3 separate regions of the Homo sapiens genome follow, and regions 2 and 3 are each linked to region 1. Evidence: chromatin loops called from intact Hi-C (ENCODE). Cell type or tissue: PC-9. All regions are shown on one strand. Links, peaks and the distances in the headings refer to the core of each region. The heading gives the core; the rest is flanking DNA.

Region 1 (10,972 bases), core at 4,731-7,230:
TCAGAGAGGCAGTATAGCATATCTTAGCATGAATTTCAGTAATACGTCAAGTCCTAGATATTCCACTTATGATTAGTGTGGCAAGTGACATTCTTTATGATTGTGCTACAGGAAATATCTAAAGGGTTCATAGTATTCATTCAGCGATTAGTAACTACTATAGATAGCTAAGAGATATATATATACATATCAATGAGAGAGGGTAAATAAAAAGCATGGGAGAGTAGAGTCCTAAAGACCACTCTAATGGGCCTTTTTAAATTGAGTATGGAGTAATGCCAGGGTAGGCAAACCCACTGAGCTTGTGGCAAAATACAACTGCAGTCTGTTTTTCTAAATAAAGTATTACTGGAACACAGATTCATTCACATAACTTCTACAGCTGCTTTCTCGCTGCAACAGCAGAATTGAGCAGTGGTGACAAGGACCACATGGTCCACAGATCTTACTCTTTAGCTCTTTATGGAAGATGTTTGCCAACTCTGAAATAAAAGAAAATATGTTGAGCCTGATTTTGCTCATGTTGAGAATAGGATACAGGAAGAACATAAAGGAAATTGTTGTCTCTAGTTGAATGGAGTAGAGAAATGAAGTTGAATGAGAACTGAGGTAATGTCATTATGTTTGACAATGGGCTAACAGCAATTTCACTATTGGTTGTAGAAGGCAATCTTGTTAATAAATAAAGCAAATAAATATAGAATTTATGATTATGGATGTTGAAATCATACTGCCTTGGTTTAATCCTAATTGTAACTTACTATGAAACCTTGGTCAAATTAATTAAGTCCCTTTCCTGAGGTTCTTCATTTGTAAAATTGGAATAATAATAGCATCTCTCACAAGTTGTTTGTGAGAATTACATGAGTTTATATAAGCAAAGCAAAAACCTCTGGCAAACTTATTATGCCATCAATTTCTAGCTTCATTTATATAAGCACATTTAATGTTATTCAGTGATAATGACCCTATTATTATATTAATGACATGTAAGTGATATTTAGTAATAAGAAATCTCATTTAAGAGATTCAATGATAATAAAGCTTTTCAGCAAGAACAGAAACCTAACATACAGTTGTCCCTCTGTATCTACAAGGAATGCATTCCAGAACCCCTGAGGATACCAAAATTCCAATGCTCAAGTCCCTTATACAAATGTAATATTATTTGCATATAACCTATGCACATCCTCACAAGTACTTTAAACTCTCTAGATTTCTTACAATAGCTAACACAAGATCAGTGTTATGTAAATAGTTGTTATATATTTTTTAATTTGCATTATTTTTAACTGTATTGTTATTTTTATTGTTTTTTCCAAAATATTTTAAATTCATGCTTGGTTGAATATGCAGATGCAGAACTTGTGGATATGGGGACACCAACTATATTTAGAAGCTTAGGTTCTACCTGAGAATGAGTCTCTGAAGCTTTTTTCTAAGTTCATACAGTACTTTAACATTTAAATAGTACTATTATTCTTACAAACATCTTAAGGAGAGAGAGATGAGAAACAGACAATTGCTGATAGTTACTTTGTTTTCTTATGATGACAGGGGACAGGTTGAGAATGGACTAGTCCCCATAAATGTCAGTCTGAAGTCTTGACTGAAGTACAATTGTGGGAAAAATTAAGTTTGCAGAAGAAAATAAATTATTTTTATTCAGAAAACAGGAAGTGACAAAAAGATGCTGTTCTTTTTACCCTTGATATCAACTGTTCTGAAATATAAAGTGACCTAAAAAATGACTCAGAAGTGTATTTTAAAGATAATATTCAGAGCAACAGATTTAATAGTGAAATGATGACACTTGTTTAAAAATAGAAATGTATGACAATGTAGGGTTGATTTGATGAATTCATTTGACATTCAAAATCATTTTATTGAATATCTGCCATGTGGTAGTAATTATACAAAGCAATGAGTCTAGTCTGTTATTTACAATGAATTACTATAGAAAGACTAAAATGACATAAAAAGAGACACCTGCTTCAGGTGGGAATGTAGAAAGTCACAAGAAATCATTAATAATTTCACCATATAACTGATACCAATAAGGTGAATGAGAGAGAAATTTATATTTTTTTAAATTTTTATCCTATAATGGAACTGAAGATATAACAAAAAATAACAAGAAGTTAACGAAATGAAAACAAGTCCAGAAAGTGACACATGCTTACTAGGAGACAGAACACCAATAGTTGCTTTCATTACTGATCAAGGGGTGGAAGGAGAAGAAACCTAGTGTAAATAACTGATGAAGAAGCCAGCCGCACCATTAAGAAATCTTTAGCCGTACTTTATATATAAGCTGTTATGATGGTTTGGAAACTTATGGAGTCCAGCCACAAGGTTTGCATGGCCTTGCAGACTATTTTTTGAGTCTGCTTGGTGGGTGGCAGTAGCATGCAGAGGTCAGTCAGAGTGTGGGAAGGGGATCTGAGGGACCCCTCCTAGGGTTGCACAGCCTTTTCAAGTGGAAGATAGTGGCCTGTTGAAGGCTTAGGGGACAGGACAGAGAGAGGAGACAAATTCACACAAGGAAATAGAGGCTTAAAATGGAGCAAAGAAGCTGCTGTAAAATGCTGGGAGCAGGACAGGAGAAATGAGGGAAAACTTTCTCAGGCATGATGGTCGTTAACTGCTAAAGCCTGGGGAAGGCCCAGAAAACATGAGAGAAATTCTTTTTCTGTTGTTGTTTGTAAACAGTTTTATTGAACTTGAAGGGCATCATGCTAAATGAAATAAATCAGTCACAGAAGGACAAATGCTGCGTGATTCCACTTATATGAAGTATCTAAAATAGTCAAACTTACAGAAGAAGAGTCTAGAATGGTGTTGACAATGAGCTGGGAGAAGAGGGAAATGGGGAGTTTTTCAATTGATATAAAGTTTCAGCTTATGCAAGATGAATTAATTCTAGAGATCTTTTTACAGCATAGTGCCTAAAGTCAACAATTCTACATTATGCATTTGAAAATTTGTTAAGTGAATAGATCTCCTGTAAAGTGTTCTTACCACAAAGGCAAGCAAACAAAACAAAGAGCAACAATGACAACTAAGGGACACAAGGAAACTTTTAGACATGATGAATATGTCTGTTACTACCTTCATTGTGGTGATAGTATCATGGGTGTATCCCTATGTCCAAATTCATCAAATGTATACATTAAATATGTGCAGTTTTTGTATATTGGTTGTATCTCAATAAAGCTCTTCTTAAAAAGAGAGAGAGAAAGAGCGTGTTTTCAGCCATACTGGTATTCTATTGCAAAGTGGCAGCCCCTGAAACCTAGTGCAAGGTAGGAAAGCTCAATTGTATTCCTACAGGGCACTTCAGTGTGTCTTCACTGAGGGCAAGCAATGACTACTCAAGCAGATAAAAATGAAATAAGTTCTATTTTATTTCCACTCATTTTCCTCTTTGGAATCTAGTAAAACACAATGAAGGCAGCATTACCACTTCCTCTCCAGCAGAGCTTGGGACATGAGCATGGAAAAGGCTGTGGAGAGCTGTGATTTATAGCCCTGACACCAGCATCAGAATGAGGAATTCCCTTTGCTCTTCTGCTGTACTCACAGCTTTTGGTGCCTCGGGCAATCTCTCTCCCCATTTCCTTGACCAACCTGTAGCAGACCTTTACTGAGCACTAGGTGAAACCTAAAGTATCGCAGAGGACATTTTAAACTGTCTTCTAAAGACGTTTAATCTAGAAAAATTTCCATAAAGCTATTTTATAGCATCTTTATTTGTAACAACCCAAAAGTGTAATACCCAAACTTCATCAGCAGTAGAATAGGATAAACAAATTGTGGCATGTTGATACATTGAATATTATTTAATAAAAAACAAGCACACAATTGACATATGCCACCGAATGAATAAATCTCTAAAATATCATGTTGAGCAGAAGAAGCCAGAGACAAAAGAATACATCACATCTTATGACTGTATTTATGTTAAGCTTAGGAATAATAAAAAAAGATAAAATCAAAACAGTGACCATAGTGGCGGTGGTAGTGGTGGTGGTGTGAAGAGAAAAGGCACAGGGAAGCATTCTTTCCTGTAATACAACAGTCGCATCTTTTAATAGTGTTTACATCAGTGTATACAATTGTTAAAAAATGTATCAAACGGAACATTTATGTTCTCTACATTTTATTATAAATTGTTGACTTCAGACAGCACCTTGAAGTGCACATCATAAATGATAATTGTGAAAGCAAACATTCTGATAGGCAAATTGCAGGTTTTCATGATAAAAAAGAATGGTTCTGTAGAATCAAAAGCCTCCAAAGTAATATCACATCGATGTAATAGTGCCCAAAGTATTTCATAAGGGCTATAGACCCAAACCTAAAGCAATCCAGATAAAGGAGGAGTTAGATATGACATGACTTGGAGGATTGATGAGGGGAAACACATGCAGGCAAAGCATAAACCAACTGCCTAGAACATGCCAAGAACATGAAGACTTAAATGTAATGGCACATATATTCATAAGTCTTGTCTGTTGTTCTCAAATCATTAACAGGAATAATTTCTTCCCTGATCCAGGGTTAATCTTGATGGGGATTTATTATAGGATACTGATATGGGATTTATTATAGGATACTGATATGTCCCCACCCAATTCTCATGTTGAATTGTAGCTCCCATAATTCTGACATGTTGTGGGAGGGACCTGGTGGGAAATAATTGAATCAAGGGGGCGGTTTTCCCCATACTGTTCTCATGGTAGTGAATAAGTCTCATGAGATCTGCTATGTTTATAAGGGGTTTCTCCATTCACTTGGCTCTCATTCTGTCTTGCCCGCCACCATGGAAGACGTGACTTTTGCCTTCCGTTTTGATTGTGAGTCCTCCCCAGCCACATGGAACTGTGGGTCCACGAAACCTCTTTTTTTTTTTTTTTTTAATATATAGATTATCCAGTCTTGGGTATGTCTTTATCAGCAGCACAAAAACAGACTAATACAGATACTGATGACCTTTCAAAATATTTAGAATGACTAACAACAGACTTTACGCTGACCTTCTCCCATTAATGACTTTCAAAACTCACAGGACACATTCGGGATGCTGAGACAGCCAGTGCTTCTGCTGCAATCAGGAAACGGCCTGCCAAATCTGAACGTTACTGCAACACTGGCCAGATCTTAAGTCTACCACCTCTGCTTTTCTGTGAAGCAGCCAATATTTCCCAGAAGTGATATGAATGATGTAAACCAAAATCACATCTAGATATGTCAAGAGAATCTGGAAAACTGTGTGTGGGCTTGCTTTTGTTTTTGTTTTGTTTTTTTTTTTAGCTTTTTAGCCTCTGCAATATAAGAAAATACACAATAAGCAGGTTTGAATGGATGTTGAGCAAGCCAATCCAAATATATCATCCCTCACACATATTTTCTTCCCATTCTTAAGCCTCCAAACAGCAATAAGAAACAAACAAAAAATGCTCCTGTGTAACACAACCTGGCGATCCTAACATAAACAACTGCTCACCCTCACGTAAAAGGAAGAACAAAGCTCTTAAGTACTGCCTCCATTTCTGAGTAATGTTCACTCCTCCTCAATTACAATCCATCTTGACATTGTGCAATCAATGACAATGAATTTTCATTTTAATAGCCATCAACCTTCTATTGTAAAAGAGTAAGAACAGAGAAGAAAAAAACAGGAAATTGAGTACTTATATAGAAACAAAACAAAAAGTTAATAAGAGTAGCCAAGGAAATCCTTATTTCTACAACTGAACAATCATTCATAATCAATATTTGAAACTTAACACTTAAGGATGGTGACACCATGGAGTTTGCTATTCACAGTTGACATAATTAAATTTTGCATTTGGTTTTTGATGGTATCAACCTTATGACCCTAATAAATAAGATAGTATTTTAGGACTGTTATGAAATCTCTCTGGTTTAGTCATGAGTTGACGTCTAAATTCCTGAGCTTATCATTCATTTCTGTAAGCGTTCCAAGTCACTCAGGAAATTCTGGCCACAGCATAGTCTTTGTAGTCACTTTCTGTACATTAAATTATGGCAGCCATTGAGTTTCCATGGGACTTGATTCAGTCAGCACTTGATCACAATCAAGCACAGGTGATGTCTTGATTAATTGGTATGCCACTACATGCCATAGATTACTTAGCACTCTGTTTCCTTCTGGCAAAGTTTTCACCAATATGCTCAAGCCCAAGGGCATGAGTAAACCAATGTCCAAATACCATCTTTTCAGATCTTTCTCCAGGAACCCCTCTACTTCCTCATACCACAACTGTTATTAGTCAACATTCAACCAAGAGACAGAAACCACAGAATAATTTGAACACAGGAAGTTTAATACAAGGAATTATAAACTCTCATAGGGGATTAGCTATTATGGGAAAGAGACAACTCTAAAGAATTCAGGAATAGCATATGGAGTAAGCAGCCACAAACTTTGAGGCTGAGGCAGACCTTCTAAAGAAGGAACAGATGTGGAAGAACCCCCTACCTGTGGCCCACCAGAGTATGAAGTTACCTTAGATTCTGTATAGAAGAAACAGCTTGAAAGCGTTCTTCAAATATACTGGAAGAAACTGCCTCCTGAGAAGTAGATTATATTTTAGGCAGTCTTTCACTGCTGGCTGTGATATACTGTTGGTTGTCATGCACTAGAAGAGCATGTCCAGAGATGTGTCCTGGAGTGAAGAAGAGTAGACCCTTTCATCCACAGTGTCCCTGCAGAGTCCTCTATTGACAAAGTTTAACATCTTGACACCTGGAAAAAAAGAAATGTTTACCAGGTTTAACTCAATTATACATTAGGAAATGAAGGGTGGTTAGAAAGAAAAACTACCTTTCCAATGAACTATTTGAAATATAAAGCTTGTGTTGTTAATTACAGAAAAATGCAAATGAAGTATAAATTCATATACCACCTCTAATTTTTTTTTTGTAAAAAATATTTCAATGACAAAATCTCCCAAATTAGAATATGAGAACTTTGATTCTGGCAATCCTTTAATGATGATGTAGTAGAAAAAGAAATGAGGCAGGAGCTTTAAGTCCAGGTGTCATATTTTTCTGTCTATAAATAAGTTGTTATGGTTTATTTTGAACAACATAGAGTATAATTAGATGGTTCCTACCTTTTCTAGGAAATTTCTGGAAAAATAACATTCTCAAATTAAAATATGGCAAGTAAAATGATACAAAAAATAAAACTTTTAGGTTGATTTATCAAAGAGGCATGAATAAACAGAATAAAATAATGAGTTTGAATTATCATATTTTAAATAATTGCATTAAAATAGATTGGTATCAGGTGCCTTTAATTCAATAAGCCTTGAGCTCTTTGTCACACTTTTTTTTCAGTATTGAGTTAAAGAGTGGATATTAAGAAAAACCTATCTACTGCTGATGTAGAAAAGGAGTGACCGACTTCATAAGTTATCTTTGTTTCCAATCATTTGAAAGAATGTCCAACATTACTTATAAGTTTTCTATAAACCTTCAGTGAATGTTAATAATTGTTGGCATTTTTTGAACAAATATTATGTTCCATAGTATATTCATGTATTCCTAGAGCTTTATACAATTAATGTATTTAATATTCATAAATACCCAGTAAGACTATTTATTAAATGCTAAAATAAATTATCATTGTCATTTTACAGATGGAGAAATTTACCAAAACCTGACTTTTGAAAGTTAAAGAGCTATGTAATGAGACAGCAATTCCACAAAATTTGGTTCCAGAATTTGATATTTATTCTATTACTATTTCCATGATGAAAAAAAAACTGAAGACATAAAAAATTTGGAAGTATATTTCTATTTTGATTATAAATTCTTTCTTCTAAGCACCACATGGTTAGAAGGGCAAAGTTTTGCAACCTATGATGGTAATTTTAGGTGTATAAAATAATCCACTTTTGTCTATTGGTAACTATTTTGCCAATTAAATTTTGTGTGTAATAACTGGGGCAAAATATATGATTAGCATTTGCAGCATCAATAAATTGCCTAATTGCAAAGTCTTGTTTTAGCTATTGCTGATTCTGTTTAAATTTTTAAAATTCCTGCATATTGAAGAATATATGCAGTCTGAGTCATTTAAAGTGGGATTTGAGTAACCAATGTTTGGATTTCATGAAATCAATAAAAACATATTTTTATTTCCCTTTGCATTTTGAAACAGATTGAAAATAAAGATTCCCTAATAACAGTGAGTATATATAAAATACCAGAGGGTCAGTGCAGTCTGACTGAGAGTACTCAGATATGCTGAACCAAGCATGTTCTATTTATTCTCCCCTCCTCACCATGGGAACCTCTCACTTCTCCTCTTCTTTGTTGGAGCAACTGAAGTATTAGAGCAGATATTGAAGAGCTCTCACAATACCTTTCCCCATCGAGTATAAATTTTCTTCCCTCAGTAGAAATATGATTGTCAGACTATGAACATTTTTTCAAAATTCTAACTCTCACTTTCAGATTTCTGAGGTTCTTCCAAAAATGAGCTAGTACTGACAACTTTTGAAGCACAGGTAAGGGGTGCCCTTTTAAGTAAGGACAGATTTCATATAAATATATAAAGATGTATCTATTACATGTTATATGATATCTATCTATCTATCTATCTATCTATCTATCTATCTATCTATCTATACTCAGCAGAGCTAAGGTAAATTATAGGGAATGGTTGCTGGCTACAATAGCTGCCAATAATATCAGAATTTATTGCAAATCAGTCTTTAGCCATCGGGTCAATTGTCCCTTTCCTACCAGATTCATGTACAGTAAATTGGAGCTATTTCACTGCAACAGATTTATATAATTAAAAGATATATATTTATATACAATTATATTTAAAACTATATAAACCTGTTGCAGTGAAATAGCTCTAATAGGAGAGAACACATTCTTCACAGAGGTGTGATGCAAAGTTTGGGTTGTTTCTAAGGAAGAAATTCTTGCATATTCAGTAATCATTACCTGAGCCAAAATGGAATGAAGAGTTTCCCAGTGAGCTAATCCAGAGCCACAGGCATCCAAAGGGGAGAACTCCCTGTTTGTCACCCAGGCAGTCAATTTTTATTGTGGCTCTGTAAAAAATAATGTCTCATTAATAAAGTGCAGTACTGAGGAATGGCAATGTCCAGTTTGAGGAGAACTAAGCTGGTTGGTGTTTTCAAGAATGTCTTTGGTCAGTGAGGAAACAATAAAACACAATACAAACTAAATTACTTTTATGGCACAAAATAATAGATGTGTCCAGTCCAAATGTAACATCTATGCACATTCCACCTAAAGAGTAAAGTGGCCCACATGATAGTTTACTTGGGTTATATTCAAAATTTCAAATTAAATAGCATACCTAGACTTTTTGTCCTTGGAACCCAATAGCCAGAGCTTAGGATAAGTCACTCATCCGAGGTCAGAACAAATAACAGAGTTACTTAACAATTTTGGGAACAAATGAGAATTCCTGCTAGAATTTACTCAAATTAAATGTGAGATTTTGAATGTCACCAACCTCAGGATATATTCCACGTAACTATAGTATTGCAATGAAAACCTGCCCCTTAGCATCCACAGGAGAACAGAGCTGAATATGTTGGCAACTGTTTCTCCAGTGCAGAAAGGACCAGTACAGAAAGGGTTGAAGAACTTCTAATTCACATCTATAATATTATGAAGACATACATTACAGGTTTTTCTCATTATATCATTGCATAGCAACCTATTAAGTTAGACGATGCAACTTATTTGAATGACATATTTGTTTTGGTGGTAAAATACTATTTCTTTTCTTCACAATTGTTTTTAGTTAACTCTGTGGTTTTACCATCACACTGCATGAATAAAGAGAATACCTTTAATGTGGTAATTAGAATTTTCAACAAGAATTTATAAAGTAGAAATTGGATATTTGTCATAATTGTCAAAATATATACATATATATGTAGAAATATCATTTGAGCTTTTTCTTCCTCCTATCTTCCTACATGGAAGATTACTAATTAAATAGTCCCCTTTCAAGTGCTCCTTTCCTGGTCACACTAACTTTAACTTGTTTCCTTTGCTCTCAGGTGTATGCCCTTATTAATCTCTAAGAGAGTGAAAAACAAAAAAAAAAGATAATTGCAGACAAGATGATGTTTGTCTAAAGCATTCATTTTGATTAGAGCCTGGGCTCCTGAATAGTGATAGCAATTAATACATAAGTCTAATGCGACCATTGCTGGACAAGAGTTCTAGTACTCCAGGTTTTCTAGTATACTTGGGTTCTTCCAGGGAAAATTTCCTTTTTCATATTCCCAGTGTGATATTCAGGCATGATAGAGTAATAAATATGTTATTTTATTTTGAAGATACTAAGCAAACAGATGAAAATTGTGTAGGAACGGGCACTAATTAGAGCAACATGGGGGGAGTGTGAAGTTGAAATCTATGATAAAAGACAGACAATATTGCTCATCCGAGGGAACAATTTTATTCTTATTTTATTTTATTTTATTTTATTTTTATTTGACTTCTATTTAGGTTCAGGGTACATGTGCAGGTTTGTTATGTAGGTAAATTGCATGTCACTAGGGTGTGGTGTACAGATTATATTGCCACCCAGGTGATAAGCATAGTACTCTAGAGATAGTTTCTCAATCCTCACCCTCCTCTCACCCTCCACCCTCAAGTAGGCCCCAGTGTCTGTTGTTCCCTTCTTTGTGTCTATGAAGTCAATGTTTAGCTCCCAGTAAGAAGTGAGAACATGCAGTATTTGGTTTTCTGTTCCTGTGTTAGTTCACTTAGGATAGAGGTCTCCAGCTCTCTCCTTGTTGCTGCAAAGGACATAATCTCATCCTTTTTTATGGCTGTATAGTATTCCATTGTGCATGTTTACTACATTTTTTTTTTATCCAGCCTACTGTTGATGGGCATTTAGGTTTATTCCACATCTTTGTTATTGTGAAGA
Region 2 (10,972 bases), core at 3,767-6,266, 130 kb after region 1:
CTCTGGTTCTTTTGCAATTTCTTGCTACCATTGGCAACCAAGCAATGAGAAATTTCAGTATTAAAATGATGTAAAACTTGATTCAATATTTTAAAAAATGGCTCCTACAAGCAAACTATCCAGGCCATTGCCCACAGTTTTTACATAATTCCTCTTCAGAAAATAAAATTGCAAAGCATGATTTAGCTTCATTATCTCATCAATATCTAAGAAAATATCCAGTTAATCATCTCTAACATCACAACAAAGTACAAAAATTAATTATCCTATTTCAAATATTTTGTTTACATAGCTCTTGCATCAGTCATTAAACAATTGTCACATTATGTTAGAATTTGTAGAAACCCAGGGTGTTCCTACAAAAAGTCCGCCCATCCAGACCTAATCTTACTTAGATATTTATAAAAGTGCAAATATCTTCCGATCAACTTGGTTATAGAACTTTGAACACTGCTTTTTCTTTAAATTTAATTTATATATAATCTTAAATAAAATGTTTGTGAAAATTATAACTTTTATCCAAAACTAAAGTCAGAAATATACTACCCTAAATCATCTGATCTTAGCAAAAAGGACAGAATGCAAAATGCCTTAAAAGACATGCGGTGTGAGCTTATATGAGTTTTTCTAAATTTCGTTGTCAAAAAATACTGAACAAACCTATTTATTCTGACATATCTAGCCACATGCGTTTCACCAAATCAATATTATGGTGATAATCCCCAAGTTTCCAAAGACTTCTCAGAACATCTGGTAGAGTTGAAGGCATGTATATGCCAATTTCAATTTATGTACATCCTGGATTATATCTAAGCCTGGGAATTGGTAAATGCCTAATCTTCACATTTAATTTTGTAAACCTTTAATGATTGGGGCTTAGTACAACAATTAACAATTAACCCTGCAAATACAAAGGAAAAAAATGAATAATATTTCCAAAATTCTAAAAGCAGTCTCCTTTCCTTTCAGAATTGATATCCACAAAGTAAGGAATGAATTGAAATGTATCCACAATAGCTTCCCCTCTTCCAGAGAAAATCATATTTAAGCTTTCATCCCTAGGAAACCTTCCTGGAACTTAAAGCCCACTTCTCAGAGATGCTCGTTTATTTTAACACCATCTGTTCTACAATTGAAGACATAGGGTAAAATGCCCTTATGTGTGATAGCTCCAGCCTTTAAATGTGGAGAAAATGAAAGAGAAGACAAGGACTACTGAATTCAATTTATTGATAGTTTATGTTTTTACCTAGACTTGAGTCTCCTCTTTTTTACATTTGTGCATTTATATCCTTGTGTTGGCACCCTGTAGAAAGAGGAATTTTATGTACATATGTTCATGATTATTGGAAATGTCCAGTAAAACCTCAGAAGTAAAGAAAGGATTTACTTCACTGGATCCTTGCTCTTCCTTTATATACATTTTTTGTCAAACAGTCAATACAGGACCGACGGAATCATGCACAGCTATGCCACACATGAAAACAGACAAAGTTCTAACTAATTTATTCTGTTGAACAGTTGTTTAACAAATACATATTTTGTACCTCTTCTGCACAGAAGCCAGAGATAAAATGGTGAGATAAACTGACATTTTTCTTGCTTTTGTAGAACTTAATGGAGGAGGCAATCATAGTAAAGCAGTCGTGTGCATACCGTAGATTTTTAATTCCAATCTATGCTTATTGCTACAAAGAAAATAAAAGAGCCTTATTAACATGCCTGAATTAGACCAAGGGCAGTGGAAAATGAAGGGTTACCCCAGGAACTGAAGTTTCAGCTGACTTTGAAAGATTAGAAATTATTTCTCTTGTCTCTAAAATAAAGAGTTGAACATGCAGAGGTTCAGTGTCAATTTTTCTTCCTGGAAGCTGGGGAGATTCAGATTTATTTATTCCATTGTAGTATGGGAAGGCTATGGCACTGGTGCACTGAATACATGCAGAGTTAATGTCTTTGGGCAGCCTGCTACAAGTCCATTAAGAGGATTTGTCTTTCCTTCCTTCTGTCTCCTTTTATTTTATGACTTGTTCTTCCTAGAGCCTAGTTTTTAAGAATTTCACCTAATCTCACAGCATCAACTCTTATCCCTATATGGCTGATCCTTACTTAAATCTACCAATCCAGTCCAAACCAATCTCTGTGATTTCAGCTTTAAATTTATAGCTGCCTGATTAATATTTTAACTTGTATATGCTGATCTTTCCTTAAACATAATATATCTGAAGTAAAATAAAATAAAATAAAAACTTATTTTTCCCTCCATCCCAATCCCAGACGGTTATCCGACCTTGGAAAGTTTAGGATAATATGGATTCCTCACATATTCAATATTCAATCTGTCAGGCCTCTAAGCCCAAGCTAAGCCGTCATATCCCCTGTGACCTGCACATATACATCCAGATGGCCTGAAGCAACTAAAGAATCACAAAAGAAGTGAAAATGGCATGTTCCTGCCTTAACTGATGACATTACCTTATGAAATTCCTTCTCCTGGCTCATCCTGGCTCAAAAGGTCCCCCGCACTGAGAACCTTGTGACCCCCGCCCCTGCCAGCCAGAGAACAGCCCTTTGACTAATTTTCCACTACCTACTGAAATCCTATAAAACGTCCCCACCCCATCTCCCTTCGCTGACTCTCTTTTCGGACTCAGCCCGCCTGCACCCAGGTGAAATAAACAGCCTTGTTGCTGACACAAGCCTGTTTGGTAGTATCTTCACATGGACGCGCGTGAAACAACCATTCATTTATTCATATTGATTACCTCGCTTTCTCTCTGTTTCTCTCTCTCTCTGTCTTTCTCTTTCTCTGTCTGTGTGTGTGTGTGTGTGTGTGTATGTGTGTGTGTGTGTGTGTGTGTGTGTGTGTGTGTGCAGGTCTAGATGTGTCATTTCTTGAGTTTTTAGATAATTTCCCATTCACGTGTTCCATGCCAATCCATATAACAGAATTTTGGTTTTGTTTTGTTTTCTGTTTTGGTTGACCTTTACATGAATGCAATTTTAACAAGTGTATTCATTAAATATTTATCCACTCTGTTATGTGTAGCACTTTCTTTCATTTTATTTGGAGTATGGAATTGTATGGATATACTACAACTATTTTATACATTTTAAAATTGTTGAGCCTTTGAGTTATTTCCAGTTTATGGTTGTCATAAACAATATTGCAAAGATTATTCTTGTAAATGTCTCAGTGTTCATATGTTTAAAATAATTTTATCTGTGCAGTCCAAAAGGGTAGCCACAAACCATATGTCACTACATAGTGCTTAAAATGTGGTAAGTGTAACTGAGTTAAGTAATTGAATTTTTAATTTGATTTTATCTAAATTTTAATTTAAATTGTCACATGCAGCTACTGGCTACTTTACTGAACAGTACAAGTCTATGACATATACACAGAAGTGGAATTGCTGAGTTATATGCTATGTTCATCTTTAAATTTCTTAAATAATATTACATAATTTTCCAAAATTATTGCAAAAATTTTCCTAGCAATATTTGGAATTTCCTAGTACACAGTATGCTTGCCAGCACTTGGCATTTTTAGGATTTTACCTTTTCCCCACTGTGATGGGAGTAAAATATTACTTTTTGATGTTTAATTTGTATTTTTCTTATTTCTAATGAAATGAATATCTTTTCATGTAGATATTTATTTTCCTTAATGTGTGTGTGCACATGTCTGCACATGGGTTGCCTGCTCAAGTATTTTGCTTCCTTTTTGATTGTCTAGCTTTTTCTCCATAAAGATAGGTGTTCTTTATATTTTCTAGGTATTAGGGTTTTTTTCCGTATTATAAACAAATATAAACATTACAAATATTATTTTCTTCCTCTTTATCTTTCTACTCTTTATATGCACATTTAATGAATAAAAGTTATTTTAAATGTAAGCATATTTATAAATATTTTCTTTACAATTACTTGATTTTTGGATCAGTTTTAGAAAGGAAAATACTTGTTTTCAGTTTAGTAGATTTTAAGAAGTCTGAGGTTAGCCGTTTACTCTCTTTCTGTATATATCTACACATACACACACTTACTGTTTTTAGGTTATGTACTTTTTTGTCAACTTAGTCATAAAAACCTAAGAAGTTCTACCTTTAACTTATTTTTAGATTTACCTAAATTTTCCATTAGTTTTCCTGGCTTTCTTACTTCCTTTTTCTTTCTCCTTTCCTCCTTTTAACCCCACTTCTATCCTCTCTTCCTTCTGTCATTTTCTCCTATAGTCATGCGTGCATTTCACACTGTCATCACCTAACCTCTTACAATTTCTATTTGTATTGTCTATTAGGTAAATATATGTTTAGAATTCATTTCTTCAGACTGCCGGAAGCTTTTAATTTAAAGGTCTCAGAAATCTAGTCAATGTCACCCCACCCTCATTTCTCACTTGAACTGTCTTTTAACATCCTTGTTTATTTCCTGTAGCACCCACTGTCTCATTCACTCAACAGTTTCATTCTCTGTAGAGTAAGTTCCATTAGGCTAACCAAAGCACTTGGGTGAAATTTAAAGTCCACTGAGCTAGATGATTAGATCTATTTAAATACAGATTTTCTCCATGGCTCTGGGATTTATTTCCTGAATCTAAGAGATACAAGACGTAGTCGTTTTGACCATATTTGTTTCTAAATATATCAGTGAGCTTTGTATTGTTTTTATCTGTGACTCCATTTGCCAGATTAATGTGCTTCATAATGGTTCTATCAACTCTGTCTTCTGAGAGTAAAGTTTCTCTAATCCAGAACATCTATTCAATCTGAAAGAATTTTGGTCTTAGAATTCTTGAAATTTTATCATTTTTAACCTTTTATTGTCTTATAATAGTCTAAATTATTGCTTAGAAAATATTTATTTATTTCTGTATCCCACTGAAAGTGGAATATATATCCCTGTACCATTGATATTGACTTTGAATATTTGACCAGCTTTGGCTAATGAAATGTTAACACTTGTTTTTAAAGCAGAGTTCTTACATAGGCTTGTGATCTGGTTTTATGCTCTGAGAGGCATGTGCCCGAGGTAGGCACATTCCCGTCAATCTAGAACCCAAACTAAAACTAATCACAGCCTAATGCAGGGGTAATTGATCCACAACCTGAAGAAGAGTCACCCAGTCAAACCAATCCTGGGTCAACTGAACCAGAGTTGCCCTGGTGACCTGCATAAGAATAAATGATTGTGCTGTAAACCACTGAGATTGGGAATGGTTTGTTATGCAACATTACTATGGCAACAGTTGACTCATACCTGTCCAAGTGCAAAACAGTTATGTCCAACAGCTTTCAGTTCTCTGTTATCTACACATTTTTATCAGATTAACTTGATTTATTCTTCATCTTTGAGAACCACCTTATTTTCTTCCTTAGACCTTCCTCAGTTTGTATAGTTATTGACAATACAAATCTTTTAAGATGAAGATGCTTTTTCTTTCTGCTTTAAGAGAAAAAGTTTTTTAAAGTATAGTCATTATTAGCACACTATGTCAAAAATAGCCTAGTAAATTCTTCTGTAATATAAAACAGGAAATAAAAAAGTTGTAGGCCAGCACAAAATGTCTATTGCTGAAGCCAATTCTAATGTTTTAACCTGACTTTGTAGGACACTTCTGTACTGGGAACATCCTTCCACTAGCCCAAATTTTAACTTAGTTTGAGACTCACTTATTATGAAGAGTCACTTGCTACATATAAATGTCTTGTTTCTTTATAAATCCGAGTTTTCATCTATACTAACCGTATAACTTTTATAATCACTGTTTTCTGAGATATTCTAACTGGAATTCCCAGTTTTCCCTTCACAGATCCATTCAAATGTGGTAGAAGTGGCAAATATAATGATCCTAGTCATGTAATAGATTTTCTCTAGTTGCCTGCTTTGTTATTGACTTCCTATCTTAACTTTGAGAAACTGCCTCTCAATAACTTTTTGGATATAGTTTCCCTTTAGGGGAACATTTTTGTATACTCTGAGATTTTCTTTTTTTTCCTCTGTTAAGAGTTCTCTGAGCCCTAGAAATCCTCACTGATTTTGTCATGAATAAAATATCATCCTCTTTCCTAGCTCCACATTTGAAAGCCATTAGTTCCAGCTATATCATTCTGGGTATATTTCTTTTTCCTTTCACATAAGAATAGTTTGGCCTCCAAGATTTCAAAGTTAGTTTCTGTTTTCCTCCATTCTCTGATGTTTCTCTGGCTTTCTCTTTGTCATTTTAAAACTAAGATTATCAATTGTGCTACATTTGTATGCTCATGAGAGTTTGTAAATCATATTTTGTCGTAGATCCCCTGACATCAGAACATCTTAGAAGTAATAGCTGTGTAATCTTAGGCAATTTACTTAATTTTCTATGCCTCAGTGTCCCACTTGTTAAATAGAGATTATAACAGTATTTACCTCACGTAGCACTTTGGGGAACTAAATGTGATAGTTTATGTATATTACTTAGAATAGTCCTAGTGCATCTGAAACACTTATTAAGATGTTGCTTCCAACATTATTATGTGCATTTGGTTGTGAGGAGTAAATGAGATATTCTATGTAAAGCAGTTAACATAGAGGTGCTCTGTAATAAGTACTGTACAAACATTAATTCCCATTATCTGTATAACCAAAAGTACTTTGTCTGCCATCCAAAGTCTATGACCGTTTCCAGGTACTTCTGATTCTCAAACCTGAGACTCTTCAGCAAAAAACCTAACTTAAAATAATAGACACACATTAATTTTTATATTTACAATTATTAATTTACATTTACCCTCTCCAGTATGTTCCCTAGTATGTTTTAGTTTGATACAAATCACACATTGCTGTCTTCAAAGTAATAAAATATAAAGAGAAAAAAAGATAAAGACCAATAAGCATCAAAAATATTGGCTTTATTACAGGCAAGTATGCAATAATCCCTAACCTGCAGTACTTCTTAATAAAAGGGGTAAAAGACCAATGATAAAGCCTCCTACTCCAAGTCTAAATGTAGACCATAAGAAGTGGGTGAATTCGATCCATATGGAAGACTCAGTCAGAGCTACTATCCAGCTCCTTGGAGTATTGACTGCTTGACTGGCACACAGTTTCTGGCATAAGAGTTAATGACCTTACTAGTTAGTGTGACTCTATCTCCTAATAAACCCATATCCCAGTTAACATTCTAGGTTTTGCTTATTCCAATTAGCACTACTTCTATTATGTGGAAGAGTGAGGGGGTGAAAAGACTGCAATGATGCCCATTTCAAATCTCTCTCCACTATATAGAAGGAGCTAGATTATATTCCTATAATAACACAGAAGGAAAATAAACATTCCTCTAAGCATTCACTAGATTATATTGCAATCTCCTTAATTTATGTAATATATATTGTATCCCTTTTTTGTATTCTCAGTAATTACTGAATTATCTGGTATCCAGGAGAGAATTAATAAATTGAGACACATTTATTGATTGAATACGTTGTAGATAAATAAATATGTTGATGCTAAATTAATCATAGTTTGAAACTATGAATCTTTTCCATTTCCTTTATTCAAAAAAATAAGTTTGCTTGCTAAAGATGAGGCAAAATCTACTGCTCTTCTTCTTGACACTAAAATCTGCAGTTATGAACAAAGGCCATTACATGGCCCACTGACATTTATTTAACATTTAATCTACTTATAGGTGAGAATAGTGGCTTGTAATGTCATACGAATACCATGAATTCATATGATTAATACAAAAAAGGAATGCTAAGATATTAGATGGTTTATATGCAAATAACACATACAACATATTTTTCCACTACCCTCTCATTAAGCCCTGCCAATAAGAAATTCTGAACCAAAACAGAGAACATTGAAAACATTGGGAGGAATTTTCTATCTATAAAAATCCATGTAGATACATGCACGAGTGGACACTTATTCTGGAATTGTCATGTTCCATGCAAAGTAACTTTGGAATCAGTCTTTCCCTGTCATCGACCTTTATTCTGTGTTTTCACTAGATAAGATATGAGCTATGTGATTAATGTAATTGGGTGAATAGAGTGACCATGCTCAGATCAAACAGCTCTTTTCTCATTTTCTTTAATAAAGCCTCGCTGTACAAAACAGTTACACGGCTCTGCCCCCCATCACTTACTAAGAGATTTGCAACTTTGTTTGACATACATGTGTGCCATGTCTTTCAATCTAACATTCGCCTCTAATAAAAATGTTAATTTCATCTCCTCTCACCTGATTTTGCATCCCTGTCTCAATTGACTCAAATGTCACATGGGAAAAGTGGATGCTTTTGGAAAACCTCTAGTTTCTTTAATATGTATTTATGTAGGCATATTGTGTACATGTTTGTGTGGTGTGAATGTGTGTGTGTGTATACACACATCAACATTTTGAATGAATTGACTTTACCATTGTTTAAACATAAAGATGTATTTTACTCAAAACTAAAATACCTCTTTGGTTTTATAATTTATTCTGGAAACTCAAAACTTTCCATTCTAATGTGTATGAGGTTTATTTTGTTTGTTTGTTTTTCACTATTCTAGAGTATTTTATGCTGCATTCTATTGTAATTCAAAATGCCAAAGCTAGTTGATTTCATAGTTTCTCAGACCTTACATCTTAATTTTCTACACTGGAAAAACAAAAGCAAAACTGTATGTCTTAGTGGAAACTAGCAGTTACTCTGGCACCTTGCCCATTTTGGCTCTTCTTCCTGAGGTTTCTCTCAGATCACTTTCTTCTCTTTGGCCCCAGATGAGCTTCCAATTTCTCCTTCTATGGCAAATTCTGATTGGGCAGGTACTGTTTTACTTGTTCTTTCCAGGTACATATCTTGGTTTTGATATATTATTAACATGAATATTCCACAATAAAAATGCGTTGCTCTGTTTGGTAGATTAAACAGAACAACTAAGATTCTCTCCGAAAGGGACATAAAATCTAGAATCGTTTTGCTATGAGAACAAAAAATTAAGCAAACCCATTTTACTGCAAATTATTTGTCTAATTAACACAGAGTTGTATCTTTAGCTGTAAACATTTTACTGTTTGCATTGAAAATATTAAATACTTCCATTCTGTTAAGAATGGCATATATCAAAGAGAATGATTGACACATAGATAATATTTTAATGTTGAAGCAGAACATTTTTAAATCCTTCAAGATCTGTAGGCTCTTTTGATACTTCCAAGGAAGTTGTGCTTTTAGCACATGGGAAATTTGTAGTTCATATAATCAATTTTTGAGTGTTTTATATATGTTATAAGTTTTAAAATTCCAGTTCTACCTTGATTACACAGCATATCATAGTGTTCATTCCAGCTCAGATATGTACTTAATTCAATGACCTGAAAGAATTATTGAAACTTTTTATACTTCTCCAAAATAGACATAAAATAAAAAAGGAAATATAAATAATAATATGGATGTGAGCCTTAAGTAAGAAAATGCATTCTTAGCTATAGCCAATGTAAAGAGCATAAATGCTTACCTTAAGCATCAGGAGCTGTGAAAAAATAATTTTACCCCAGCTTTCAGAGAGCTTGAGTTGATCTCAAGAGAATGACATAGAACATTACAGGGAAACTAGACATTAATATGCTATAAGTGGTACTGCAGTGTTTTAACTCTATGAATTGAAGTGTATTATGGCTCTTATTGACAGGTGAGTAATGACAAAGCGTTGGGTTTTCTGAAAAGTAAAATCTGACACAGATTGGCATGGAGGTCAGATTTTGGAGATCGAGCACAGAATCAACATCTGTAAAAGAGGGAAGGAGGTACGATTTTCCAGGTAGAGAAATTGCACAGCCATGTAGGCTCCTTGGGGACCTCTGGATCTAAAAAGGCCCTTCAAAGTAATTCCTAGTAGGGGAAAGAGGACCAGACCTTTTTATACCCCATGTTTATTTAGTGTGGCCACCATAGGAAGTTAATATGACATTGGCCAAGGTGTGTTTCTTCACTGAGACAATTCTTGAAATGACTAAGAGTTGAGGGCTGTTCACTGCAAAAATATCCAACAGCTGGAGAAAAGTCCTTCTGAACATGTATCTGAGCACACTGTGTGAGGTTTATCTCAGGGCAGAGACATAAGATGCTAGTATTCTGTGAAAATCCTGTAGAGTGGAATTTCCCTTAATTCAAGTTAACAGGAGATCCTTGGACAATCTTAGGAACAGCATCACCTTATTTCTGATTGTCCACAATGGACTTTGTGAACGAAGATGTCAATTAGCCTAAAGTACCAAAAATAAACTCTCAGTTTTTATATTATTTACAATTTAAGATGTTTTAATATAGAGAATGCATATGTGTATAGGCATAAATAAAGGTGTTGACAAAATGTAGATGTAGATGAGAGATATAGATATAGATATAGATATGGATATAGATATTGATCATCTCCATACTGGTCTGATTTAGTATTAAAAGATCTAATTAAAAACTTTCCTCCAGAAATAAATGCTACAACTCTTTTTATGTCCAATCAACATTAAGGGGCTTATAAATTAACATAATGAATGTTAGAAATGATTTTTTGTTGGTAATGATCAGTAGTAAAAATATGCAGATAAGGAAAAATACTTGCAGAAACTTCAATTCTGATAAGTTAAAGGTCTAGTGAAACCAGAAGCCCTCATCAGAATGGAGTCTTAGGCTTAGAACCCCGCATTCTCTTGGATCAAAATAGCAAAATATTTTGTCACAGGATAATTTTTAAATGATAATTGAATGCTGAAAAAAATTGTCCACACCAAGAATTTACCTGATTGTCTAAAAAAGTCAGAAATGAGAGACTTCGTCAGGATTGCAGAAAAGATTGCACAGCTGTGTCCACACACGTGTATGGAGTGCACACATGTTTGCTTGCTAACAAATATGTCAGAATATAATCTGTGACTTGGGTTTTGTTATAGCACAGCTCATGATAGTAAAGTTTTTGAAGAGAAAATATCCAGCCACTAGCTA
Region 3 (10,972 bases), core at 3,516-6,015, 840 kb before region 1:
AAAAAATGAGCAAACTTCACTATAAATTACTAGAAATGGTCAAAATGAAAATGAAGAAGAGAAAATAAGTTAAAGATACATAATAAAGGACCCAAAGGCTTTGAGAAGTAATAAATCCTCTACATGTAACTAGAATCCTAGGAGGCAAAGGGGGAAGAACAGAGTAGAAGGAATATTTGAAAAAAGAATGGCTCATTATTTTCCGAAATTACTGAATGATTCCAAATCACAGATGTGTAAAACTCAGAAAACATAGAAAACAATGAACACAGAGAAAAAATATATCTAGGCCCATCAAATTCCTACAGCTAAAAACCAAGAAGAAAAGAGAAAAATATATTGAAATTAAGAAAACATAAAAAATCACAGTAAAATTGTAGTAATAACAATAACAGAAGATTGTACAGCAAAAATTATAAAGTATAAAAAAACAGAAAACCTGTCAACACAAAATCTTATAGCCTAGAAAATCAATTTTTTTAAATTTAGGTAAAATAATTTTTTAAATACAAAGAGAAATGATGAGAGAATTCATTGTCGGTAGATCTGCCCTATGAAAAATACTTTAATATAACAGTTTTCCAGTTTATGAAACATATTGCCAGATAGATATTTGGGTTTACACAAGGACATGGAGAATATTGGATGTATATATAAGCATTTTCCCTGTTTTTTTATTATTTTAAAATATGAGTCTATGTAAAGTTAAAAAAATATATTTTGGGGTTTATAGCATATGCAGAATGAAAATTGTATAACTACCATTACACAGAACTGGGAAGAGAAAATGGGAGCATAGAGTTGCAATTAAATGACATAATATTATTAGAATGCAAATTGTTATAATTAAACTTGTATATTGTAAATTCTAATACAATTAATAAAAATATATATAATGTAGTTAAACTACCAAGACAAGGCTGAAGATAAAATGGAATCATAAAAAAATCAACTATTCTAAAAGAAGGCAGGCAAAACATTAAGGAGAAGGACTCAAGAATATATAAGATAATAAAATAACAAAAATAAGACAGGCTTAAGTCCAAACAAAGCAACAAATTACATTAAAAGTAAGTGGTCTAATGACTCCCATTAAAAAAAGAGATTATCATAATAAAATTAAAAAACAAACAATGCCACACCCTACACTGCCAATAGAATCCCATTTTAAATCAAAGGAAAAAGGGTAGTTAAAAATGAACGGATAAAAAATTGCATACCCTAAAAATTCTCATCAAAAGAAAATTTGAAAGATTATATTTATATTACGTAAGTATACTTAGCAAAAATAAACATTACCGTGAAAAAAATGAGCATTTACCAATAAATCCTATCCAACATTTAAGAAATAAGCAATATTAATGTTTCCACAACTCTTTGATAACATGAGAGAATACCTTTAAAATTGTTGTATGAGAACAACATTGTAATTATATGAGAAGATTATCATGATATTACAAGAAATAAAATTAAGGACACATACAAATCATAAACATTCACCTCAAAACCTTCAATAAAATATTAGCAAGTAAAATCTGGTACTATATAGAATTATAATATGAAATGTATCCCCAAAATACTACATGAGTTTAACATCCAAAAATCAATTAACGTAAACCACTTCCTTTACTTATTAAAGGCTAAAACTTATATGCTCATTAATAAGATGCAGAAAAACAGTTAATATATTCAATATCCATTCATTATTAAAAACTTTCTATAAACTAGGTATAGAAAGAAACTTTCTCAAACAGATAAAATGAATTTACAATAAAACCTAATGCTAGCAATATTGTGGCAGACAAACCTTACAATGATCCCCATTGCTCCTTACTCGCTGATGTGTATGCTGTTGTACAATCCTCTCCCACAGAGTATGAGTGGGACATGAGACTTTCTTATAACCAATAAAATATGGCAAAGGTGACGTAATGTCACTCTTAGTAGGTTAAATCATGTACCCTATCTTATAATTTAGCAGTCAAAGAATGTCCTTGCATGTTTGATGTGATAAGCAGACAATAAAGAAATCTACTTGGCTTGAAACTACAGTTGCCTCTAGGACATGAAGATGACCTTCAGCCAACAGCCAACAAGACTTTGAAGCTTTCATTCACGTATTCACAAGGAAATGAATTCTGCCAACTACTTGAATTAACTTGGAAGTAGATTCTTCCTCAATGGTGCCTCCAGATGAGAATACAGTGGGCCTGGCAACTTGAGTTCAGCCTGACCCTGTACAGAACACTGATTTACCCATGCCCAGATTTATCTGATCAACAGAAACTATGAGGTAATAACAGTGTATTAAGTTAGCCTGATGATTTTTTACTAATTTGTTGCACAAAAGTAGAAAACTAATACAATTATATTTAGCAGAGAGAGGGAGAAATACAATCCACCCTAAGGCTCAGAACACAGCGAGAATGTATAGGTCCTAAACATTGCAAATGGCTAGTAAAATAAATAGAAACCATACATATAGGAGAGAATGAAATAAAAGTAGTTATTTATATAAAGTATGATTATATAGTATGGGATCCAAGGATTTATTGTTTAAATTTCTATTAAAACCTGTGTAATGTTATGGTCAACAGGAATTGCATAGTTTCACTTTGAATAAACTAAACACGTTCATTAAGTGATGTAGCTTTAAATTGAGAGCATGTATTTAATAAAAACTTAACACACTATAGGGAAACATGTGTGTTCTAAATTTTAAAATATTTGTAATTTATTAGCTCATGTAATTATTACATGTAGGGCTTAGAAAATTCAGAAAAAAAAGCTAGCCTAAGAACATATATTTGAGAAATCAAGTTATGTAATTAATTTTTACAATTAGGATTGTTGGACAAATCTAATAAAGTCATATAGATTTAATGAAACCATACATGTGAAGAATCTTTATAAGTTAAATAATCTGAGTTTAACTTTATTCTTAAGAAATTTTAAGTTTTGGACACAATTTAAAGTTCAACACAACGATTTATCAATTCTGAAAAGTAATTGGAAATCATCAACAGAGAAACCCGTGACAGCCTACCTAGGAGATATCTAACAGTCCTGTTGGAAGTATGACCAGAAGTTTGAGAAAACAATTTTAGTTGCTATTTTGATTTCTTTTTAAAATCTGATTCCTACATTTCTTTATAAAAAGCTGTTTCTTCATTCTGATTTTGATTTATTTTGGTATTTGTAAACATGCTAATTTTTAGTTTGCAGATTTTAAAAAAAATTTCATGTTACTCTGCTTTGTCACTAAGCATAATGATAGAATTGCTAAAAATTGAAAGGATAATAAAATAATAAAAATGAAAATTTTTAATAAGTTAAATTTTTGGCTCTTTACCTTTTCTTGCTTTTCATGTGGTATGTACGCTAAAAAGTAACCAAAATAATTGATAACAAGAGTCAGTGAGTTATACAATCAACTAAATTAAAATCTAGCTACTAAATAATCAAGAGAAAAAATTATATTATTGCCAATACATACTACAAATTGCAGGATAGTATTTGCCTTGCAAAATTAGTCATCACATTTTACTGTTAATGTTCTAATTAAAATTTGCACATAGGCCTCAGTATACGTTTACGTGTAGCTATCAAAATAAATATTTATTCCTTTTTTGTATCAATCACTTATCATAATCTCCCTTCTCCCCCACAAATAAAAGACCATGTATATAGGAGATTCACAAGCATAAATAAATGAGAAACATTTGTTTTCTTAAAAACTTTACCTTTAGCAAACTTTAATCAAAATGTCTTTTGTAATATATTTTGTGGTTTGCATCCGAAATGCACATTGAAATGAGATTAACTTGTTATGATATCATTGTCATTTCAGAGCATAGAAATGCACAATTAGCATCACCATTAGTTCCACAAAGTACTTTCTTCAGATTAAGAGTCAGCAAATTATTGTAAACAACATGATTTAATTCATTGGCAGTGATATTTTTGGCAGCTCAGTCACTGTTAGAGTTGTGTTAGAATTATTATTTTTTATTAGGAGACTCGATGAAATAGATGTGAGAAAACAACTGTGAAATTATAATCTGCATAATAAGTAATACTGAAGAAGTTATTCTTGTTTCCATGTGTATTTCAAAATACAAAGATAAATTTAACTTCCAACCATTTCTCATGTTTTTCTGTACTAACTAGCGATACCAAATGTTTATTTGTGACAGGAATACAGGTCAAGAACATGTGTAATCCAGATACATATAAAAGCAAAATAGATGACATAATAAAATACAGTTTTTGTATTAGAGCTCAACTGCTATTCGAGTAAACTTTCTAGATATTTAACAATATGTCCAATTAAATCTTCTTCTAGCCTTGGATATTTTTGGTTTTGGTATATAATTTGACTATTCACTAGAATTGTTCTCTAAAGTTGACAGGTTATGAGTTTTCAAAAACTCTCTAGTTTAATTTTGATTCTGCCAAGTTAGAATTGTATTAAAATGTTATAAACCATAAGCTGTTGAACAGATAAATTATAAAAATATAATTAAAATGTAAATATGTCCAGTAAAAGCAATGAGTAGTCTTGCAGAAATGGAAAAATGTTCTGATGTTTAAATTTTAAAATAATTTTAGTATTAAGGGAACTCTATAGAAACATTGGCTAAAAAATATAAACATGCATGTATTATATTTTAAATAATAGGGAAGCAATTAATTCTAAATAAATAGAGTGAAGATCATTTCATATTTAACCTTTTAGTTTTAATGTGTATGGGTAAATTCAATTAATAATATTAATGTAAATATGTTTATATTTGAGTCTTTTTTGACAAATACATTTTGAATAGTACAGTCACTTGAAATAAAACTGTCAAAAATATGCAAATATTTATTGAATCCATGCAATGAAATATAAGTAAGACTTTTTCCATGCTACACAGGGACTTCAAATACGTGACAATAGAGACAAATGAATGAGGAAAAGAAATACAAAAATATACCTTTTATCATGAGGATTATTCTTTCCTGAAGGTGAGAAACATGGAGGATGAAATACTGTCAGAGACATGACATCACTAATTGTCCTTTGTCCCTCCAGCAGGTATTATAACTAGTTTTTTCTTAGGAGCTAGTATTTTTCAACATTCTGTTTAAATGGAATTCCACAACTTGTCATAAATTCATCCGGAAAGACAATGCAATTTTTTAGAATATAAGTTCTGTATTGAGCCAACAATTAAACTTTGCCAGTTTATCAGATTTACTTTGCTCAGATAGTGCCATTAGCATCTGGCTGCTAATTGTCAGGCCTCTGAGCCCAAGCTAAGCCATCATATCCCCTGTGACCTGCATATATACATCCAGATGGCCTGAAACAACTAAACATCCACAAAATAAGTGAAAATAGCCTTAACTGATGACATTCCACCATTGTGATTTGTTTCTGCCCCACCCTAACTGATCAATGTACTTTGTAATTTCCCTCCCTTAAGAAGGTTCTTTGTAATTCTCCCCACCCTTGAGAATGTATATTGTGAGATCCACCACCTGCCAGCAAAACATTGCTCCTAACTCCACCGCCTGTCCCAAAACCTGTAAGAACTAATGATAATCCCACCACCCTTCGCTGACTCCTTTTTCGGACTCAGCCCACCTGCACCCAGGTGAAATAAACAGCCTTGCTGTTCACACAAATCCTGTTGGTGGACTTTCTTCACAAGGACGCGTGAGACATTTGGTGCAGAAGACCTGGGTCAGAGGGACTCCTTCGGGAGACCAGTCTCCTGTCCTCATCCTCACTCCGTGAAGAGATCCACCTATGACTTTGGGTCCTCAGACCAACCAGCCCAAGGAACATCTCACCAATTTCAAATTGGGTAAGCGGTCTTTTCACTCTCTTCTCCAGGCTCTCTCGCTACCCTTCAATCTCCCTGTCCTTCCAATTCCTGTTCTTTTTCCTCTCTAGTAGAGACAAAGGAGACACATTTTATCAGTGGACCCAAAACTCCGGCACAGGTCACGGACTCAGAAAGACAGCCTTCCCTTGGTGTTTAATCATTGTGGGGATGCCTGCCTGATTATTCACTCACATTCCATTGGTGTCTGATCACCACGGGGACGCCTGCCTTGGTCATTCACTCACATTCCCATGGTGGTAAGTCAATTGCGCGGACGCCTGCTTTGGCTGCTCACCCACATTGCAGTCCAGGGCTACTCCCCACCCCACTTCTCCGTGTCTCTAACCTTCTCTTTAAACTTGCCTCCTTCACTATGGGCAACCTTCCACCCTCCATTCCTCCTTCTTCTCCCTTAGCCTGTGTTCTCAAGAAATTAAAACCTCTCCAACTCTCTCCTGACCCAAAATCTAAGCGTCTTATTTTCTTCTGCAATACTGTTTGGCCCCAGTACAAACTCGACAGTAGTTCCAAGTGGCCAGAGAATGGCACTTTCGATTTGTCTATCCTACATGATCTAGATAATTTTTATTGAAAAATGGGCAAATGATCTGAGGTGCCTGACATCCAGGCCTTCTTTTACGCATTGGTCCCTCCCTACTCTCTGCTCCCAATGCCACTGATCCCAAATCTTTATTCTTTCTCTCCTGTCTGTTCCTTCAGTCTCCACTCCAAGCTCTGAGACCTTTGAATCCTTCTTTTCTACGGACTCATCTGACCTCTCCCCTTCTCCCCCAGGCTGCTCCTCGCCAGGCCTAGCCACGTCCCAATTCTTCCTCAGCCTCTGCTCCCCCACCCTAAAATCTTTCTATCACCTCCCCTCCTCACACCTGGTCTGGCTTACAGTTTCGTTCTGCGACTAGCCCTCCCCCACCTGCCCAACAATTTCCTCTTAAAGAGGTGGCTGGAGAATAGTCAGGGTTAATTCTCGTTTTTCTTCATCCAACCTCTCCCAAATCAGTTAGCATTTAGGCTCTTTTTCATCAAATATAAAAACCCAGCCCAGTTCATGGCCCATTTGGCAACAATCCTTAGACGCTTTACTGTCCTAGACCCCAGAAGAAGGCTGTCTTATTCTCAATATGCATTTTATTACCCAATCCGCTCCCGACTTTAGAAAAAGCTCCAAAAATTAGATTCTGGCCCTCAAACCGCACAACAGGACCTAACTAACCTCGCCTTCAAGGTGTACAATAATAGAATAGAGGCAGCCAAGTAGCAACATATTTCTGAATTGCAATTACTTGCCTCCACTGTGAGAGAAATCCCAGCCACATTTCCAGTACACAAGAACTTCAAAACGTCTAAACCGCAGTGGCCAGGTGTTCCTCCAGGACCGCCTCCCCCAGGATTTTGTTTCAAGTGCTGGAAATCTGGCCACTGGGCCAAGGAATGCCCACAACCTGGGATTCCTCCTAAGCTGTGTCCCAACTGTGAGGGAACCCACTGGAAATCGGACTGTCCAACTCTCCTGGCAGCCACTCCCAGAGAACCTGTGACTCTGGCCCAAGGCTCTCTGACTGACTCCTTCCCAGATCTCCTCAGCTTAGCAGTTGAAGACTGATGCTGCCTGATCACCTCAGAAGCCCCCTGGACCATCAAGGATGCCGAGCTTCAAGTAACTCTTACAGTGGAGGGTAAGTCCATCCCTTGTTTAATCGATAACGGGGGCTACCCACTCCACATTACCTTCTTTTGAAGGGCCTGTTTTCCCTTGGCCCCATAACTGTTCTGAGTATTGACAGCCAAGCTTCAAAACCCCTTAAAACTCCCCCACTCTGGTGCCAACTTGGACAACATTCTTTTATGTACTCTTTTTCAGTTATCCCCACCTGCCCAGTTCCCTTATTAGGCCGAGACATTTTAACCAAATTATCTGCTTCCCTGATTATTCCTGGACCACAGCCACATCTCATTGCCACCCTTCTTCCCAACCCAGAGCCTCCTTCACATCTTCCTCTCATATCCCCCCACCTTAACCCACAAGTATGGGACACCTCCACACCCTCCCTGGCAACCGATCACATGCCCATTACTATCTCGTTAAAACCTAATCACCCCACCCAATGCCAGTATCCCATCCCATAACAGGCTTTAAGGGGATTAAAGCCTGTTATCACTTGCCTGCTACGCCATCGGCTTCTAAAACCTATAAACTCTCCTTACAATTCTCCCATTTTACCTGTTCAAAAACGGGACAAGTCTTACAGGTTAGTTCAGGATCTGCGCCTTATCAACAAAATTGTTTTGCCTGTCCACCCTGTGGTGCCCAACCCGTACACTCTTTTGTCCTCAATACCTTCCTCTATGACTCACTATTCTGTTCTTGATCTTAAAGACGCTTTTTTCACTATTTCCCTACACCCCTCGTCCCAGCCTCTGTTTCTTTTACCTGGACTGACCCTGACACCCATCAGTCCCAGCAGCTTAATGTCATGCACGTCCATGTGAAAAGACCACCAAACAGGCTTTGTGTGAGCAACAAGGCTGTTTATTTCACCTGGGTGCAGGCAGGCTGAGTCCCAAAAGAGAGTCAGTAAAGGGTGGTGGGATTATCATTAGTTCTTATAGGTTTTGGGATAGGCAGTGGAGTTAGGAGAAATGTTTTGCAGGCAGGGGGTGGATCTCACGAAGTATATTCTCAAGGGTGGGGAGAATTACGAAGAACCTTCCTAAGGGTGGGCGAGATTTTTACAAAGTACATTGATCAGTTAGGGTGGGGCAGAAACAAATCACAATGGTGGAATGTCATCAGTTAAGGCTATTTTCACTTATTTCATGGATATTCAGTTGTTTCAGGCCATCTGGATGTATACATGCAGGTCACAGGGGATATGATGGCTTAGCTTGGGCTCAGACGCCTGACATTCCTGTCTTCTTATATTAATAAGAAAAACAAAACAAAATAGTGGTGAAGTGTTGAGGGGGCGAAAATTTTGGGGGGTGGTATGGAGAGATAATGGGTGATGTTTCTCAGGGCTGCTTCAAGCAGGATTAGGGGTGGGGTAGGAACCTAGAGTGGGAGAGAGAAAATTGAAGAAAGATTTGGGTGTAAGGGGTGATATTGTGGGCTTGTTAGAAGGAGTGTTTATTGTATAGAATGCTTGGTGATGGCCTGGATGCGTTTTTGCATGAATTGAGAAACTAAATGGAAAGTCCGAATAAGAGAAGAAAAATAGGTATTAAAGGACTAAGAATTGGGAGGACCCAGGACATCCAATTAGGGAGTGCCCAAGGGGGTTCAGCATAATTATTTGCTTGGTTGGCGAATTTTTGGGCTCTATCCTTGAGTTTTTTTATGTTGTCATATACCAGGCCAGATTGATTTAGGTAAAAAGCCACAGTGGTCAGGCATTCCTCTAGGATCTCCTCCCCTAGGATCTTGCTTCAAGTGTGGAAATCTGGCCACTGGGCCAAGGAATGCCCGAAGCCCAGGATTCTTCCTAAACCATGTCCCATCTGTACGGGACCCCACTGGATATCTGCCTTGTTGCTCACACAAATCCTGTTTAGTGGTCTCTTCTCATGGACGCACGTGACATTAAGCTGCTGGGACTGATGGTGTCAGGGTCAGTCCAGGTAAAAGCAAAGAGAGGCTGGGACGAGGGGTGTAGGGGAATAGTGAAAAAAGCATCTTTAAGATCAAGAACAGAATAGTGAGTTGTGGAGGAAGGTATTGAGGACAAAAGAGTGTATGGGTTGGGCACCACAGGGTGGACAGGCAAAACAATTTTGTTGATAAGGCGCAGATCCTGAACTAACCTGTAAGACTTGTCCGGTTTTTGAACAGACAAAATGGGAGAATTGTAAGGAGAGTTTATAGGTTTTAGAAGCCCATGCTGTAGCAGGCGAGTGATAACAGGCTTTAATCCCCAAGTAATCGAACTACAGTAAGAGCAGCTTTCATACAGTGATGTTTTTAGTATGGCATATGAAAGTTACATACAATCTCTAATTTAATTCTTATGAATTTTTGATACTGAAACCAGATTCAAAAAGGTATTGGATGGCTTTATAGATGATGTTTCCTTGAAAGAAGAAAATGAATATGATTCTTTTGATCTTAAAAGCACACTATTACAAATGTTTCTGTTTACATTGCTATATTTTCCACATCAAAAACTTAGAAATTGCATTTTAAAAATAAATGAAGACATTAAGATAAATGTTTAATTGAATAAAACAAAAATGAGCAAAATGTATGTTTTGCAACAAATTGTAACAGTGTATAAATTCATTTATAGTATAAATAATTATTATTTTTAATTTATTTTCTTGTGTCTTTGCCAGGTTTTGGTATCAGGATGATGCTGGTTTGGTAGAATGATTAAGGAAAGAAGCCTTCCTCCCTAATTTTTTGGAATAGTTTCAGTAGTATTGGTACTAGCTCTTTGTTTATCTGGTAGAATTCAGCTGTGAATTTTTCTGCTCAAGGACTCTCTCTGGTTGGTATATTTTTTATTACAGATTCCATTTCAGAACTCAATATTAGTCTCTTTATAGTTACTCCTGCTTCCTGATTCAATCTTGGGAGATTGTTTGTTTCCAGGAATGCATACATTTCCCCTAGATTTTCTAGTTGATGTGCATGGAGGTGGTCATAGTAGTCTACGAGACCTTTTGCATTTCTATGGAATCAGTTCCAGTGTCACCTTTGTCATTTACGATTGTGTTTATTTTGGTTGTCTCTCTGTTTTCTTTTTCTTTGTTAATCCAGCTAGCAGTCCACTGATCTTGTTTAACCTTGCAAAAAAAAACAACTTTTGGTTTTCTTGGTTCTTTGTATAGATTTTTTTATTCTCACTTTTGTTCAATTCTGCTCAAATTTTAGTTATTTATTTTCATCTGCAAGCTTTGGGGTTACTTTTTTCTTGTTTTTCTAGATGTAAAGTTAGCTTGTTAATTTGAGATATTTCTAATTTTTTGAGGTAGGTGTTTAGCACTGCAAACTTTCCACTTAACACTGTTTATGGTGCATCCCAGGGACATTGGTATGTTGTGCCTCTGTTTCATTTATTTGAAAGAAGATTTTTATTTCT

What was found. Hi-C counts contacts between places; a loop is a spot of excess contacts. Peaks named below come from ENCODE experiments on the same cell type or tissue, not always from the same donor. Only the 100,000 strongest peaks of a DNase experiment are listed, where the experiment ranks them.
Region 2: it touches region 1 in a loop (4-fold over the local background); 1 of 110 quality-filtered maps calls a loop at or near these places.
Region 3: it touches region 1 in a loop (9-fold over the local background); 1 of 110 quality-filtered maps calls a loop at or near these places.

Annotation. Positions count from the first base shown.
Region 1 is chr4:34,176,699-34,187,670 of GRCh38, reverse strand. All of the region lies in intron 2 of LINC02484 (long intergenic non-protein coding RNA 2484), which reads left to right. Among named protein-coding and RNA genes, the nearest start is that of LINC02484, 88 kb to the left of the region's middle. RefSeq lists an enhancer at 5,951-7,150. In PC-9, for the core only: no CTCF peak of the experiment used is centred there; DNase peaks (open chromatin) are centred at 5,570 and 6,070; H3K4me3 peaks cover 669 bases; H3K27ac peaks cover 2,500 bases.
Region 2 is chr4:34,041,049-34,052,020 of GRCh38, reverse strand. No RefSeq gene overlaps it. Among named protein-coding and RNA genes, the nearest start is that of LINC02484, 220 kb to the left of the region's middle. In PC-9, for the core only: no CTCF peak of the experiment used is centred there; a DNase peak (open chromatin) is centred at 5,230.
Region 3 is chr4:35,016,564-35,027,535 of GRCh38, reverse strand. No RefSeq gene overlaps it. Among named protein-coding and RNA genes, the nearest start is that of LINC02484, 750 kb to the right of the region's middle. RefSeq lists an enhancer at 5,048-6,247. In PC-9, for the core only: no CTCF peak of the experiment used is centred there; no DNase peak of the experiment used is centred there.